Linked DNA regions of Homo sapiens: regions 1, 3 and 4 are each linked to region 2. Evidence: chromatin contacts called from ENCODE Hi-C or POLR2A ChIA-PET data. All regions are on one chromosome and are shown on one strand. The core of a region is the stretch at or near the end of the contact, and the rest is flanking DNA. Distances in the headings are between cores, read along the strand shown.

Evidence for each region. A loop is a pair of places that touch in the nucleus more often than their neighbours do. ChIA-PET counts read pairs that join two places held with the same protein, here RNA polymerase II (POLR2A). Pooled maps may share reads with other maps.
Region 1: a pooled map shows a loop between it and region 2 (2.1-fold over the local background). The contact joins the promoter of CT47C1 here to the promoter of LONRF3 in region 2. A Hi-C loop is called at or near these places in 6 of 50 pooled maps. POLR2A ChIA-PET finds 5 or more read pairs at or near these places in 3 of 52 experiments (HEK293, Panc1 and T-cell).
Region 3: a loop to region 2 is called in a pooled map, with 5 times the contacts of the local background. The contact joins the enhancer-like site here to the promoter of LONRF3 in region 2. A Hi-C loop is called at or near these places in 2 of 50 pooled maps. POLR2A ChIA-PET finds 5 or more read pairs at or near these places in 4 of 52 experiments (HEK293T, HepG2, activated T-cell and 1 more).
Region 4: a loop to region 2 is called in a map of gastrocnemius medialis, with 4 times the contacts of the local background. The contact joins the enhancer-like site here to the promoter of LONRF3 in region 2. A Hi-C loop is called at or near these places in 7 of 168 maps with a recorded cell type or tissue (PC-3, PC-9, gastrocnemius medialis and 2 more) and 10 of 50 pooled maps. POLR2A ChIA-PET finds 5 or more read pairs at or near these places in 5 of 52 experiments (BJ, HEK293T, T-cell and 2 more).

What each region holds. Positions count from the first base shown.
Region 1 is chrX:119,071,674-119,075,097 of GRCh38, forward strand. It overlaps CT47C1 (cancer/testis antigen family 47 member C1), which reads left to right and starts at 1,320. Exons shown (of 3, transcript NM_001396132.1): 1 at 1,320-2,405; 2 at 3,287-3,424. The coding sequence starts at 1,553. The coding sequence ends at 3,408.
Region 2 is chrX:118,972,724-118,976,093 of GRCh38, forward strand. LONRF3 (LON peptidase N-terminal domain and ring finger 3) reads left to right here and starts at 1,895. Exons shown (of 11, transcript NM_001031855.3): 1 at 1,895-2,874. The coding sequence starts at 2,058.
Region 3 is chrX:119,039,936-119,043,402 of GRCh38, forward strand. No RefSeq gene overlaps it. Among named protein-coding and RNA genes, the nearest start is that of CT47C1, 31 kb to the right of the region's middle. RefSeq lists an enhancer at 695-1,894. Within about 2 kb of position 1,421, at least 7 of the 41 ENCODE cell types and tissues checked have a DNase peak (open chromatin) inside an H3K27ac peak, as active enhancers do.
Region 4 is chrX:118,870,318-118,873,673 of GRCh38, forward strand. All of the region lies in intron 6 of LINC01285 (long intergenic non-protein coding RNA 1285), which reads left to right. Among named protein-coding and RNA genes, the nearest start is that of LINC01285, 32 kb to the left of the region's middle. Within about 2 kb of position 2,099, at least 11 of the 41 ENCODE cell types and tissues checked have a DNase peak (open chromatin) inside an H3K27ac peak, as active enhancers do; they include PC-3 and gastrocnemius medialis, where a contact is called at or near this core.

The sequences.
Region 1 (3,424 bases), core at 70-2,569, 98 kb after region 2:
GATAGCTTACTGCCACTGCAACAGAACCATCTCCTCCAGGATCTGCCTCACTCCTTGACAACAACTTGCTCCATAACAAGCCCAGTGCCCAGTTCTATCTCCCTGCAGAAAGAAGCAGCTACTGCTGTGTACTTTTTGCCCTAGAGACTACAAGATTGACAGCAGTCATCACATTGTGTTTCACACTCACTGATAAGTGGACAAGGCAACTAAAGAGGAAATGATTTAGTATAAACTGGAGTCTCTGCAAATATAGGAACGTTGACACTCTATGCAGCTGGGAAAGCTCAGCTTCCAGAGGTCTTAGCTAACCTCCACCCCAAAGAGGGGCACAGGAACGATGGGGGAAGAGGCACTAGGATGTAAACCATGAGCAGTCTGTCATCTTTGGATTTCATCAGTCAAACAAGCAAGAGGTACAAATGACAGTTGTAAGGAGGCATGGCATTGGTACATGTAACGCACTCAATAAATTTGGTAAATGAATAAATAAATGGTTTAATGAATAAGGTTGATCATTTTAGGTAGGAGGTGAAGAAGATCAGAGGGCACTGACCAGGCAAATACAGAAAATAATGGTGGTACAGGCTGGGCGCAGTGGCTCACGCCTGTAATCCCAGCACTTTGGGAGGCCGAGGCGGGCGGATCACGAGGTCAGGAGATTGAGACCAACCTGGCTAACACAGTGAAACCCCATCTCTACTAAAAATACAAAAAAATTAGCCGGGCATGGTGGCGGGCGCCTGTAGTCCCAGCTACTCAAGAGGCTGAGGCAGGAGAATGGTGTGAACCCGGGAGGTGGAGCTTGCAATGAGCCGAGATCATGCCACTGCACTCCAGCCTGGGCGACAAAGTGAGACTCTGTCTCAAAAAAAACAAAATGGTGGTACAAAGAGGAGTATGTGTCCTATGGAAGGCAGGAAACCTACTTAGTGATAGTAATTACATAATAGTCTTGATATTGCTTCTGGACCTTGCAGAACCTAAAATGTTTCGTCTCTGCCCTTTACAGAAGAAGTTTCCCCAATCCAGGGTGCCTCCACATTGGATCACTATAGTGCTGCTAATAATCGTAAAATTAAAAGGACAGGACTTGTGTGGACCTAAAGGCTAGCCCTGGACACTAAGGCCTCAAAGAAAAGATAGAGTTCTGGATTCTGAGTTGTCCTAGAGCTTAAGGGCCTTGATATTCATTGGATGCAGAGCATGTCAATCTGATGTTTTCAGCAAATGAGCTTAGAGCTCACTGAGAGCCCCTCCTTGACCCTTCCTGTCCCGCCCCCTGTCACTTACCAACCCGAATCTTTCCCGCCTTGTCTAAGTCCTCTCAGGCCAACCTCAGCGGGAGGCTCCTGGGATCGGCTCCCTGCCCTTCCCACCTTAGGGTGTCCTCAGAGACAGACTTTTATTCCCTCAGTAAGGAGACAGACTCTTATTCTCTCAGCAGCCCAGCCCCTCACCTCCCCTCAGCCACAGCCACATCAGTGGCCACCGTCTTCACCGTTGTCACCTCAGCCTAGTCGCCACTCCAGTTGAGGCACTGACTGGCGTCATGTCTGCCACAGGGGATCAAGACCTGATCCAAGAGGACCAGGAGGCTCCAGTGAACCAGGAGGGAGCGCAGGCCGAGGCCGTAGGTGACCGGGAGGGCGGTGACTCTGGCCCCGACAGTGGCAACACTGTGGCCGGAGTCGCAGGGCCCATGAGAGGCCTCGGGGAGGAGGAGGGTGAGCAGGCGGCAGGCTTGGCCGCAGCCCCCGGGGGTGGGAACGCCGAGGAAGACTCAGAGATCAGGATAGTAGTGGAGATGGTGGAGGAGGAGGAGGATGAGGAGGAGGAAGAGGAGGAGGAGGAGGAAGAGAGGAACGAGGCGGACAACTTCGACTTGGTCGCGGCCGCCCGTCGCTACCCCATAAGAGGCTTTCGCATGGAGTTTCTGGACATGGTCCACTCCCTTCTCCTCCGCATCTATCACAACGACCACATCCTGATCAGGATGCGTGGCGGCCGCCTGATGCGGAGGCGCCGCACTGCGGCGCCCAGTGGCTCAGAAGAGCCCCGGCTGTTGCTGGTGCATGAGAGGCTGGGCGTGGGGGCCGCGGGTCCTGAGGGCGAGGGCCTGGGCCTGCTCCAGGAGGCCGCGTTGGTCCCAGAGCCTGAGGTGCCAGCAGACCTGGCCGAGATGGCCAGGGAGCCTGCAGAAGAGCCCGCAGAGGAGGCCTCAGAGAAGCCCACAGAGGAGGCCGCAGAAGAGCCCGCAGAGGAGGCCTCAGAGAAGCCCACAGAGGAGGCCGCAGAGGAGGAGCTCGCAGAGGAGGCCGCAGAGGAACCGGCCAAAGAGGAACCGGCTGCAGAGGAGGAGTCCGCAGAGGAACCGGCCACAGAGGAGGCTGCTGCCCCTGAGGGTGAGGAACAGGCTATCTGCAGTGGCGGGGAGACAGGGACCCGTGCACCCAAGGGTTCCAGGCAGGGCCGCGGTGTGCGCACAGCTGGTGAAGCAGGTGGTGAAGTGGGGGTCGGGCCTCGGGTGGTGAAGTGGGGGTCAGGGCCCTCCTGAAACTTAAGGCCAAATGTGTACCAATGAGTCGAAGCCCAATTCTCTAACGACATCTATGATTTTTGAGAAAACATGCCGCCCTCTACCAACCTGTGTTTGATAGAAGATCTGAGATCATCAATGCCATTTGGGGGGCCCACAGATGAATGGCCAGGTAGATAGGGGTTCAGGAGGGAGCTCGGCAGGAAACAAGGGACAACGGAAAGAAAAGAACAGGCAAATGGCAGGCATCCTTTTTTGTTCATGGCTTTTCAAAGTGTAAAGATTCTTAGAAAGTTGATCCCCAAATGATGAAGTGATACAGGGGCCCTTGGTAAAAATGAAACATTCAGGGGGGTGAGGAACCAATGAGCTTCACCATAGAATTTGTCTTTTGAGGCAACAAATATTTTCCCAGCAAAGTTCTGATCAAAACACTTAGAATGAGATCAGACACCATGATTCTGATCTCTTCTCCAAAGAACTAGAAATAATCGGCAGCTTTGGGTGGGAGATTTACTGGAAAAAAGGGAAATAGTGTCACTGTGGAAATGATCAAGCAGCAGCAACGTGAGGGCCATGGCACTGTTGTGAAAACCAGTAGGAAGGTGCCCAGCTATTCCTTTCTTAGTTAAGTCTATCCTCCTGCTTCTCCTGAGGGTGGAGTACTGGGTGCCGCTGCTGGTTATAAATTGGGCTATATTTTCTGTGAATGTCTGGTCCCAACATCTGTATTATTCTTCGCTAAAGAAGTCACTAAATATCAGCATGAAAAGTGGGATGAAGAGGCCCAAGATGCTGCAGGCAAGGAAGAGAAAGAAGAGAAAGAGAAGGATGCTGAAAACAAGGTGAAGAACTCCAAAGGGACCTAGACGCAGCAGAGGGGAA
Region 2 (3,370 bases), core at 645-3,144:
TTAAGTAACTGAGTTAGTATCATGAAATTTGGTCTTAGGATCAAAGCCACTCAAGGTTAGAGCTGGAGGGAACCTTGGAGATTAAGAGAAACTAAGGTTTGGAGAACCTACCTAAGGTTTCATAGCAAATATGTGACAAATCCAAGGCTTCAAGCCAAGTTTTCCAATGTGTCCCTCGTGCTTTCCTGACTACATCTGGAGTTTCTCTATTTCTTCTTCTCCTTCTCCTTCTTCTTCATTTTTTTTTTTTTTCGTGTGTGTGTCTTTTTTCCCCTATGTGATGCTTCCTTTCTGCCCTGTGACCCTCTCCCTCTGTCCTGTCTTATTAGAAAGAGGCTCTAGAGCTGGCTGCATAGTACCTGTTCTCTGGGACCTTGGTGTTGATCTAAGACTGGTTTAACTACCTAAAGAGAAGCAGAGACCCGAGGGGGCCTGCCATAACCCAACTCTGAAACATGACTTAATCCCAAGTAAGATCAGCTCTAACATTTGTTCAGAAGCAAAAATGATGGATTCTAAAGTTTGACTTCCCCAAGGTCATCTGGCTAAGAGGTGGCTGCAGCAGGGGGCAACAATAGGTCTTCAGGCCCCTGGGGCGGCAACCTGGCACTGCCCAAGAGCCCGCAGGCTCTGAAGGCCAACTGAGCCAGCGGCAAGCCTAGTCCCTGCCTCCCTGCTTGGAGCAGTGCGACTATACCGTTTTCTGTCTGCTCATTTGTGAGCTTGGTTCCCGTCCTAAATGTGGGGGTTCAAGGCAGACAAAGAGTGTGCAGTTGGCCACCCCGCTCGCCTTCAGGAAGTGTGTAGGACACCGTCGAGGCCCCCTAGCCATTGTAAACCAGGCGCTGAGGCTCGTGCCCAGTTGTACCCTTCCCGCGCAGCGCTCAGGAGCGACAAACCTGGAGGCTATTCGGTCTGCCACTGGGCTGTGCCGGGATTCGCGGACTTTCTCCTGAATAGCGCTCTCAGCTCGCGTCTTCCCCCTGCCACTCTCCCACGCCCCCAGAGTACCCACCGACCCCAGCAGGCCGGGTACATCCCTGCCGCGCCCATCCGGCCAGTGGCTCCAGGGGCCGGCCTGGTGTGTCTCCAGCTGGGCGCCTACCGCCTGCCCCAGCGCTAGTTCTGGCGTTGGGGGTAGAGAGGTAAAGAGGGGAGTTAGCGGGGCATCTCCCTCCCAGGGCTGAGCCGGCAAGCGCATCTTCTCCGCGAGTTCCTCACTGTCCAGCGAGCGCTGCCCAACTTCTGCGCCGGTGGGACCCGCTGCTCTGAGTCACTCTTGGCACAGAACACCAAGCACCCTCAGAAACCGAATTCACCACCTTTGGGAGGCTCCTGGGAGAAGGCAAGGAACCCAGGCGGGGCTCCCAGGGCTCTCGGGCTGGGACTGGGTTGTGTGTGTGTGGGGGGGCTTCACGGATACCCCTCCCAACCTGCTTCCTTTCCCTGACAGCAGCCATCTCCCCCAAGAGGGAGAGTCTTAGGCGTCCCGGAAGACCCTGCGGACTGTGCACCTCGAGGTACCAGCCTCTCCTGGGAGGAGTGGGGGGCCGCTGGTCAGCGGCTGGCAGAGGGGACCTGTTTGCTGGCCCGTTTGGAGGTGGGATGGAGTGGGGTTTGGAGACTGAGAAGCCCAAGAGAAGACACTGAGTTTCTCCCCACCCCACAACCCCACTTCCGAAAAAGAACCAGGTGGTGAGGAGGAATAAGGCGAAGTGTAAACACAAACAACCTCAAAAAGAAGCCAAGAAAAGCGAAGCCCAAAGAAGCAAGAGCAACACTGTTACAAAACTGTCTGGTTTTGTAACAATTTCCCCGCCGCCGGCCAATGAACAGCGTGGCGGCACGTCACGTGGTACCGTTTTATATAACACTTTGCTGAGACAAGACAGTTATTAGGCGGCGCGGGGCGGCCGGCATGGAGCTCCCGGAGGCGCGGCAGGGTCAGGAGCTCGGTGGCATGGCGGCGGTGGCTGCCCCGATTTCCTCCAGCTGCCACTCCTTGCTTCGTGTCCCCGGTCCCTAGACGCCTCGTCTCCTCCCGTGTCCCTCTTCCCATGGAGTCAGTACGGATCGAACAGATGCTGAGCTTGCCCGCTGAGGTCAGCAGCGACAACTTGGAGTCGGCGGAGCGAGGGGCATCAGCGGCCCAAGTAGACATGGGCCCCCACCCAAAGGTGGCTGCAGAGGGCCCCGCACCTCTACCGACGCGGGAGCCAGAGCAAGAGCAGTCTCCGGGGACCTCAACGCCGGAGAGCAAAGTCCTGCTCACGCAGGCAGACGCCTTGGCGTCCCGGGGGCGAATCCGTGAAGCCCTCGAGGTGTATAGACAGCTCTCCGAGCGGCAGCAGCTGGTGGCTGAGCAGCTGGAGCAGCTGGTGCGCTGCCTGGCGGAGAAAGTCCCGCAAGGCGAGGCGCTGGCGCCGGCGCCCCCGGACGAGGGTAGCACTGCAAGCGGCACCGTGGCGGCGGAAGAGACGGGGGCCGCCGCGGCTGCGGCGGCCACCGAGGTGTGGGACGGCTTTAAGTGCCGGAAATGTCATGGGTTTCTATCAGACCCCGTGTCCTTGTCGTGTGGCCACACCTTTTGTAAACTGTGCCTGGAACGTGGGCGGGCCGCCGACCGGCGCTGTGCGCTGTGCGGGGTCAAGCTCTCCGCCTTGATGGTGGCCACTGGGCGGGCGCGTGGAGCCCGGCGGGCTGGGCAGCAGCCGCCGCCGCCGCTGCGAGTCAACGTGGTGCTCAGCGGCCTCCTCGGCAAGTTGTTTCCAGGCCCAGCGCGAGCGTCGCAACTCCGGCACGAGGGCAACCGACTGTACCGCGAGCGCCAGGTGGAGGCGGCACTGCTCAAGTACAACGAGGCAGTTAAGTTGGGTGAGTCCAACGCGCTGCCGGGCCGGGGCTGGGGCTCGGTGGCTACATGAGGGAGCGGGAGAACAAACCCCGCAGCGAGAAGGGATTTGGACCAGGGCAGAAGAGGGGGCGGGGGACCCATGGACTGTGGCGGGGTGGGGGAGGGGTGATTCTGGGGCTGGGTCTCTGAGTTTGTTCTGTTTTCACTGCTTATCTGTGTTTCACTGTGTTTGTGTTGATCTCGGTTGCTTTTTGTCTTTTCCTGCTACTTCTGTTAGCTTTTGTGTTCCTGTCTCTCAGTCCCCGTTCCTGTCTGTGTCTCCTTGCTTCTGGTTCTTTTTCTCCGTCTCTTCGTATCTTTGTCACTGTTTCTTTCTTTTTCGGTGTCACTGTCTCTGTTCCTCTGACTCTCCTTCTCCCGCTGCACTCCTGGTCTCCTCTTACACCTGCTCGCACCTTCCCAGCGAGGAGAGGAACTTCGCGCGCTCCTCGCACTTGCGCCCGGTCCTCTGGGCTG
Region 3 (3,467 bases), core at 171-2,670, 67 kb after region 2:
AGCAAAGGTTTCTATAGCAACCTGGCAGCCGCACCTCTGGTAACCTATGAAATAATTAAGTTGAGAGGTGCAACTAGGTCAGAGAAGAGCTTTATGGGAATCGGCTGACCAATGAGTATATAATTGGAATAAGTGAAGATCACAGCCCACTCACCCAGGAGGAAGCAAGTAGGTCTTTATAAAGGCCCGAGGCTGCATCACTCTTCCCTATTATCAGGAGGGCCTTCACCTGGGGTGAGAGACAAGGCGTGTGCATGTTGTGCCTATGTTTTCAGGATGGGAAGTGGTGGGGAAGTGCATTAAAGAATGAAAAAAACAAAACCTAAGAAAACAGAAAGCTTAACAGAAACATGTTGTTCCTATGTTTTCAGGATGGGAAGCGGTGGGGGAATGCATTAAAGAAGGAAAAAAAACCCACAAAACCTGAGAAAACAGAAAGCTTAAGGTTTGAGTTAGAAGTCTGGCACTACCCAGACTAGACGATCCCTGCTGCTCCTGCTAATCTGGTAAGAGTGGGCAGGCCTCTTTTTGATGGGGGAGAAGGGTCGGCGGGGAGGCCTATTGTTATTCCCCTATAACCGGCTGGACTTGGGAGTAAAGCGATATGTGGACAAGAAAACAGGAAGACCAGGATGGGCATGCTGGCAGTTACAAAAAACCTAGGCTTGGGAACCTGAAGGTTTGCCAACATTAGGAAGGCTGAGCTATCCGAGAGACACATTCCTTTCAGTCCTCATTCTTCCCTATCCTGCAACCTATTCCAACCACTGTAAGTTCCCATTATGCCTACAAGTGGCAGATAAAAAACTGGTACTTAATACAGAGACTGCTGGAAATGAATACCCACCATTAGGCTCTTTTATCTCAGCAACACCTCTGCAAACCGGATGCAAATAGATTAATCAACCCAGTTTCATTTAATGTGGGAATTGCAGAGCATCATACAAGGCAACTGTTTTCTTTTGCATCTGCTGAAGAGCACGAGGGTTGATTTAGAAAAAAATTGTTTCCAGCCTGGGTCACACATTGAAGGAGAGAGAGATGGATTCTCTTTTCTCAGCATCCTGTGGGAGGAAAGCCTGTCGCCTGATCCACATCAGTCCTATCATAGGGGTCAGGGTCCCCATTCTCACCAATCATGCAAATGCCAAAAGACCAGTCTGGGATGCTGCCCAACTTCTTGACCCTGAAAATTGCTTTCTTGTCAACATCATTGCTGTCTCAGAACGCACCTCTGACCTCCCCAATCCCCAAACAGCACACCCAGGTGGCTTATTCGTTACCTTTGATCACATTTGTCTGAGAGAAGGTAGGAGTGCAGGACTGAAGAATGTGTAACTCTGGGGGAGTAGTGGTGAGAGAGGTCAGTTGGGGATAACAACCAGAGCTACAGCACTCATGCGTTGGCTCTAATACTGAAGTCCAGGGTCATTTCCAGCTTGCTGAGTGACCTTCAGTCCTCTATGAGTCACAGCTGCAGCTGAGTCATAGGCAGTGGGAGACAAGCTATGTTTTCCGCTTCTAGGCCTTCTTCCTCATCCCCTCCCATACTCTTCCCAGCTGATTGAGGAAGGAGCTGTGTCTTCTATTATTATTATGACATTTGATGGCTTCGGAGTCATACAGATTTGTCATTTACCACCTGTAGATTACATCCTCTGTCTGAGGTTTAATTTCCTCATCTACAATGAGGAGATAAAATGGTGCTTTATAATATGTCACAGGATTATCGTGAAGTTTAAAGAAGATAAATCATGTAAAAAATGTCTCAAAGTCCCTGTCACACAGTAAGTGCTCGAAGAGTGTGAATCATTATTAAATTACTCCCCCAAATCATTTTGGAAGTTAAATTAGTTGATGAAATCTAATCTTGGAGTCACTGCTATATAGAGGTAAATAGAAGGTTATCTCCACTGTAAATCACTAAATTGGCCATGTGTGTTTAAAATCCATTTATTATGAGTTTGATTAGTGATAATTATCTCCCCAGAACCTCATCACCCTGGAAGAGGAGGCAGTGATCTAATCTAATTTCTGCATCCTAAAAGCTGAGGATCAACCCTCAGCACATGTTGACCCAATCGAAGGCCACATATCCCAAAAAGCTAGGCATGAAACAACACATGGGCTTCTCTCTGAGCTTCCCTAATGCTTGGTAAGGAGTGTATAAATGCATTAACTACCTTCTACCATGAATGTAGTGACTATCTTCTATTAACTACCTTGTTAGACTTCTGTTAGGGTCTATCCCAGGGTTCTCTGTGTTCATACTAACGGAATGATTTGTGCAGCCCATATAGAAGATGATGTCATTGTTCATCACTGTCAGTATAACTTGACCTTTGACCACTTGGGTGCTCCCTGGGTTCTTCTGCACACTTGACCTTTTAGGCATCCCTTGGATGCCCTAACATCATACTCAGCTCTCAATGGAACTGACCAGCTCTCAAATTGAAGGCTATTTTGCGAGGTTCGTTCTCTGGAAACAGCACATTAATCAATATATTCTTTTTTTAGACAGAGTCTCGCTCTATCGCCAAGGGTGGAGTGCAGTGGCACAATCTTGGCTCACTCCAACCTCTGCCTCCCAGGTTGAAGCGATTCTCCTGCCTCAGTCTCTGGAGTAGCTGGGACTACCAGCGCATACCACCATGCCTGGCTAATTTTTGTATTTTTAGTAGAGATGGGGTTTCACCATATTGATCAGACTGGTCTTGAACTCCTGACCTCATGATCCACCCGCCTCGGCCTCCCAAAGTGCTGGGATTACAGGCGTGAGCCACTGTGCCTGGCCTAGTCAAGATGTTTTCTAACAAATTTCTTTATGTTTAATTTGTTTTTTTTGTTTTTCCCTCAAAAGAAAGGAAACTCTGGAAGTGAGCTTCTATGAAATGTTACTAAGTCTTTCCATGACAGATACAGAGATCTAATTTCAGGGCAGTGAGTGCTTTTAATATCCCCCCCAAATCAGTGAAGACCAATTCACCACATAACTTTTCAATCTCAGATTGTAGTCATAGGAAATAGAAAGGCTTCCAGCCTCCAGAGGAAACTTTTTTCCCCCAGAAACAAAGCTTCAGTAATGGCACACACACACAAAACCAAAGGCAAGATCTGTGCGGATATTTTAATTGTTCTAGACACAGTCATCAAAGAACTATCATGTGGGCACCCCTGAAGCACCCCCATGTGTTCCAAATGCAAAGAGTAGAGTCACTTAAATGTTGACAATAAGGTGTGGCCTTGACAGCCTCATTGGGCATACTAATGACATACAGCCTGTGCCAACCTTCTCCAACAGGTTATTCCAGGGTTCCTGTTGTACTTTACCCCTCACAACAGACTACTGCTATGGGGAGAAATGTGCTGCAGTGCTGGTGAGGAGCCTGTATTTTCCTCTGATAACCTCATGGACATTTAATCCAATAATTTATGGGAAAACATTTCTGTTTCCTGAAGTTTGGAGT
Region 4 (3,356 bases), core at 849-3,348, 100 kb before region 2:
CTCAACCTCCTGAGTAGCTGGTACTACAGGTGTGCGCCACCACACCTGGCTAATTTTTGTGTTTTTACTAGAGATGGGGTTTCCCCATGTTGACCAGGCTGGTCTTGAACTCCTGAACTCAAGTGACCCATCCACCTCAGCCTCCCAAAGTGTTGGGATTACAGGTGTGAGCCATGGTGCCTGGCCTCTACTTTATATTTCTCTTTATGCTTATAATTTTTTATTTTTTTAATTGATAAATGATAATTCTATATATTTATGGGGTACAGTGTGATGTTTTGTTTGATGCATGAATATATTGTGAAATGATCAAATCATGGTAATTAGCATACTCATCACCTCAAACATGTATCATTTTTGGGGGTTGAGAGAGGATTTAGAATCCTCTCTTCTAGTTATTTTGAAAAATCTTAATTTTATAAAATAACCACTTATTACTTTTGTAATCAGAAAAAAAAAAATAGCTCTTCCCAGATATTCTTGCCACACAGAGATGCACTGACTTCTGGGGAAAGTGTCCTGGGATGAGGTTAGGGCCAAGGGTCTTGAGGCAGGAAATAATACAAAATAGTTCTGTCACCCAGGCTAGAGTGCAGTGGTGCGATCTCAGCTCACTGCAACCTCTGCCTCCCAGGTTCAAGCAATTCTCCTGCCTCAGCCTTCCAAGTAGCTGGGATTACAGACGTATGCCACCACACCAGGCTAATTTTTTGTATTTTTTGTAGAGACTGGGTTTCACCGTGTTAGCCAGGATGGTCTCAATTTCCTGACCTCGTGATCCACCTGGCCTCGGCCTCGCAAAGTGCTGGGATTACAGGAGTGAGCCACCACGGCCAGCCTGTTTATTTTTTATTTTTTATTTTTTTGAGACAGAGTCTCACTCTGTCGCCCAGGCTGGAGTGCAGTGACACGATCTCGGCTCACTGCAACTTGTACCTCCTGGTTCAAGCGATCCTCCCACCTCAGCCTCCTGAGTAGCTGGGATTACAGGCATGCGCCATCACACCCAGCTAATTTTTGTAGTTTTAGTAGAGACGGGATTTCGCCATGTTGGCCAGGATGGTCTTGAACTCCTGACCTCAGGCGATCCGTCCGCCTCCGCCTCCCGAAGTGCTGGGATTATAGGCGTGAGCCACTGTGCCTGACACAAAATAGTTTTCTTGTGCTCAGCTTCCCCTTCTCTGTGAATAGTCCAGTTTTTTCCTAAGAACATTACCTCCCAACTACAGACTAGAAACTTGGCTGCCTCGGTTTGGACCCTTGCTTCTGAGCAAGTAGAATCTTGCTGAAGAAGGGAATGGCATGTGGGGCAGTGACAAAGGGCAGGAACTACCTGCTTTCTGAATTTCCTACTAAATTTCCTACTTAAAGCCCTGCATTTCACACTATCCCCCTCATAGCTGTGGGTTATGCATCAGGAGTTCTGATTTGGTGCCTCTTGTTTACTTCTCTGCCACCTCTGCCTCCAGACCCAGGGTCAGGGAGCCTCCTTTTGGCTCTGGCTGGGCAGCCACCTTGGTTAGTCCAGAAGGACTCGTGGCTCCCAGAGGGTCATCATAGCTTGGTACTGTTCCATCGTATGTCAGCTACTCCACCTTCCACCTGATCACAACCAGTCTTTTCCCAAACTTGGATCTTTTGAGGAAAGATGAGACAAGAAAATGTAGCAGACTCCATGTGAACCCTTCTCTAGACCTAGGAAAACTTATTCAATACTCCTCCTTACTAAGAGCTAATCAGTATATGAAATAAAGACACTCAGGAAGTTTGCCTGAAGGTTAACTCAGAGACCTGGGAGTGAAACCTAGCTCTCCTGCTTCCTAGGCCCCTCTGTGCCATCTATTTTTAGCCAAGCTGCCCTGAGCCTTGTCCATCTTGTCTGAAAGCCAAAGTAGGCACACAGTTTGCTCATAAACATTCCTGTGCTTGCCAGCTCATGCTAGCCAACCATTTAGATGTTGGTTTTAAAACTGCGAGCCTTCCCTTGTACCTACCTCCTAAGGCCTGCAAAGAATACACACCAAGGGATCAATAGCCTGAGTTTTTCCCGAAGCCAAGTGACCTCAGTCAAATGCCCTCAATTGAGAGGCGTGTCTATTACTCGTTCATCTTGGCACAGGGTGCAGCAAATGACTCCCTCTCAGAGCCACTGTTCCTGGTCACAGTTCTTTGAGTGTGCTGACCTACTTTCTCCCCTTCACAGGAAAAACAGAAACCAATAAATGTCTCCAGTGAGTAATCTTGCTTTCAGGAGCACTGACTCTGTGTTTTGGCCTCTTGTCCTTTCCCTGCTCCATTATCACTCTGCTATAACCATAAGAAAATGGTTCATGACTGAACTAGAACTCTGTTTGTTGTTTACTGTCCCCATTCTGTAGCTGGGTTTTCAGAGCAACTATGGCCCACATATCACAGGGATGGGGGCAGAGCCCTCCCTACCTTTCCTTTCCCTACTACAATTCATTGCTAAATAGCATAATGTGGACTAAAGTTGCTTCTGCACAAGAATGTTGGGAATCAACAGAGTATCTCTGGTTTTGGCCACACATGCTATGCGACTGGTAGCATTATGGACTGAGAGGCATTCAGCTTGAGACTCCTGACTTAACTTACTATATACCTTTGGAGTGGGCCTCTAAGAAGAGTCAGGTGGCTCAATTCGGTTGCCTTGACAAGCAGAACCTCTTTACTGAGCGTGTACAGGTGACTCTCAAATACCCACACTGAGATTCTCTGTGGCTAATGGATTATTTTAGGCTGTCCTTACCCTTCACAGTCTTCATGCTATTGCCCACTCCCTCCAGCCATCATCTGGAAGCAACTTGGAAATATATGCTCATTTTAATGTCAGTCTGAGAAAAGTTAACTAGAGGAATAAATCTACTGGGGTTCAGAGGCAAGGTGTTGATAGGACATATAATGTATTCCAGAGTGCCTTTTGGATTATCTACCGGTTTTTAATAACCTGGCATGTCTGTTCTTCATGACCATGGATAACTGAGTATATCTTATTTTGCTCCCCTATCCCTGGGCACTGTGTCTCCTTTCTTCCTCACTTGTCCTTGTGTGTACAACAGATTATAACCAGCTTGCCTTCTAGAATCCTGTCAAATTTCATTTATATCGAATGTGCTGGCCAGGTGTGGTAGCTCACCCCTGTAATCCCAGCATTTTGGAAGGCCGAGGTAGGAGGATCACTTGAGCCCAGGAGTTAGAGACCAGCCCGGGCAGCATAGCGAGACCTCATCTCTACCAAAAAAAAAAAAAAATTAAAATAGCCAGGCATGATGGCACATGCCTGTAGTCCCAGCTACTTGGGAAGCTCAGGCGGGAGGACTGCTTGAGCCTGGGAGATT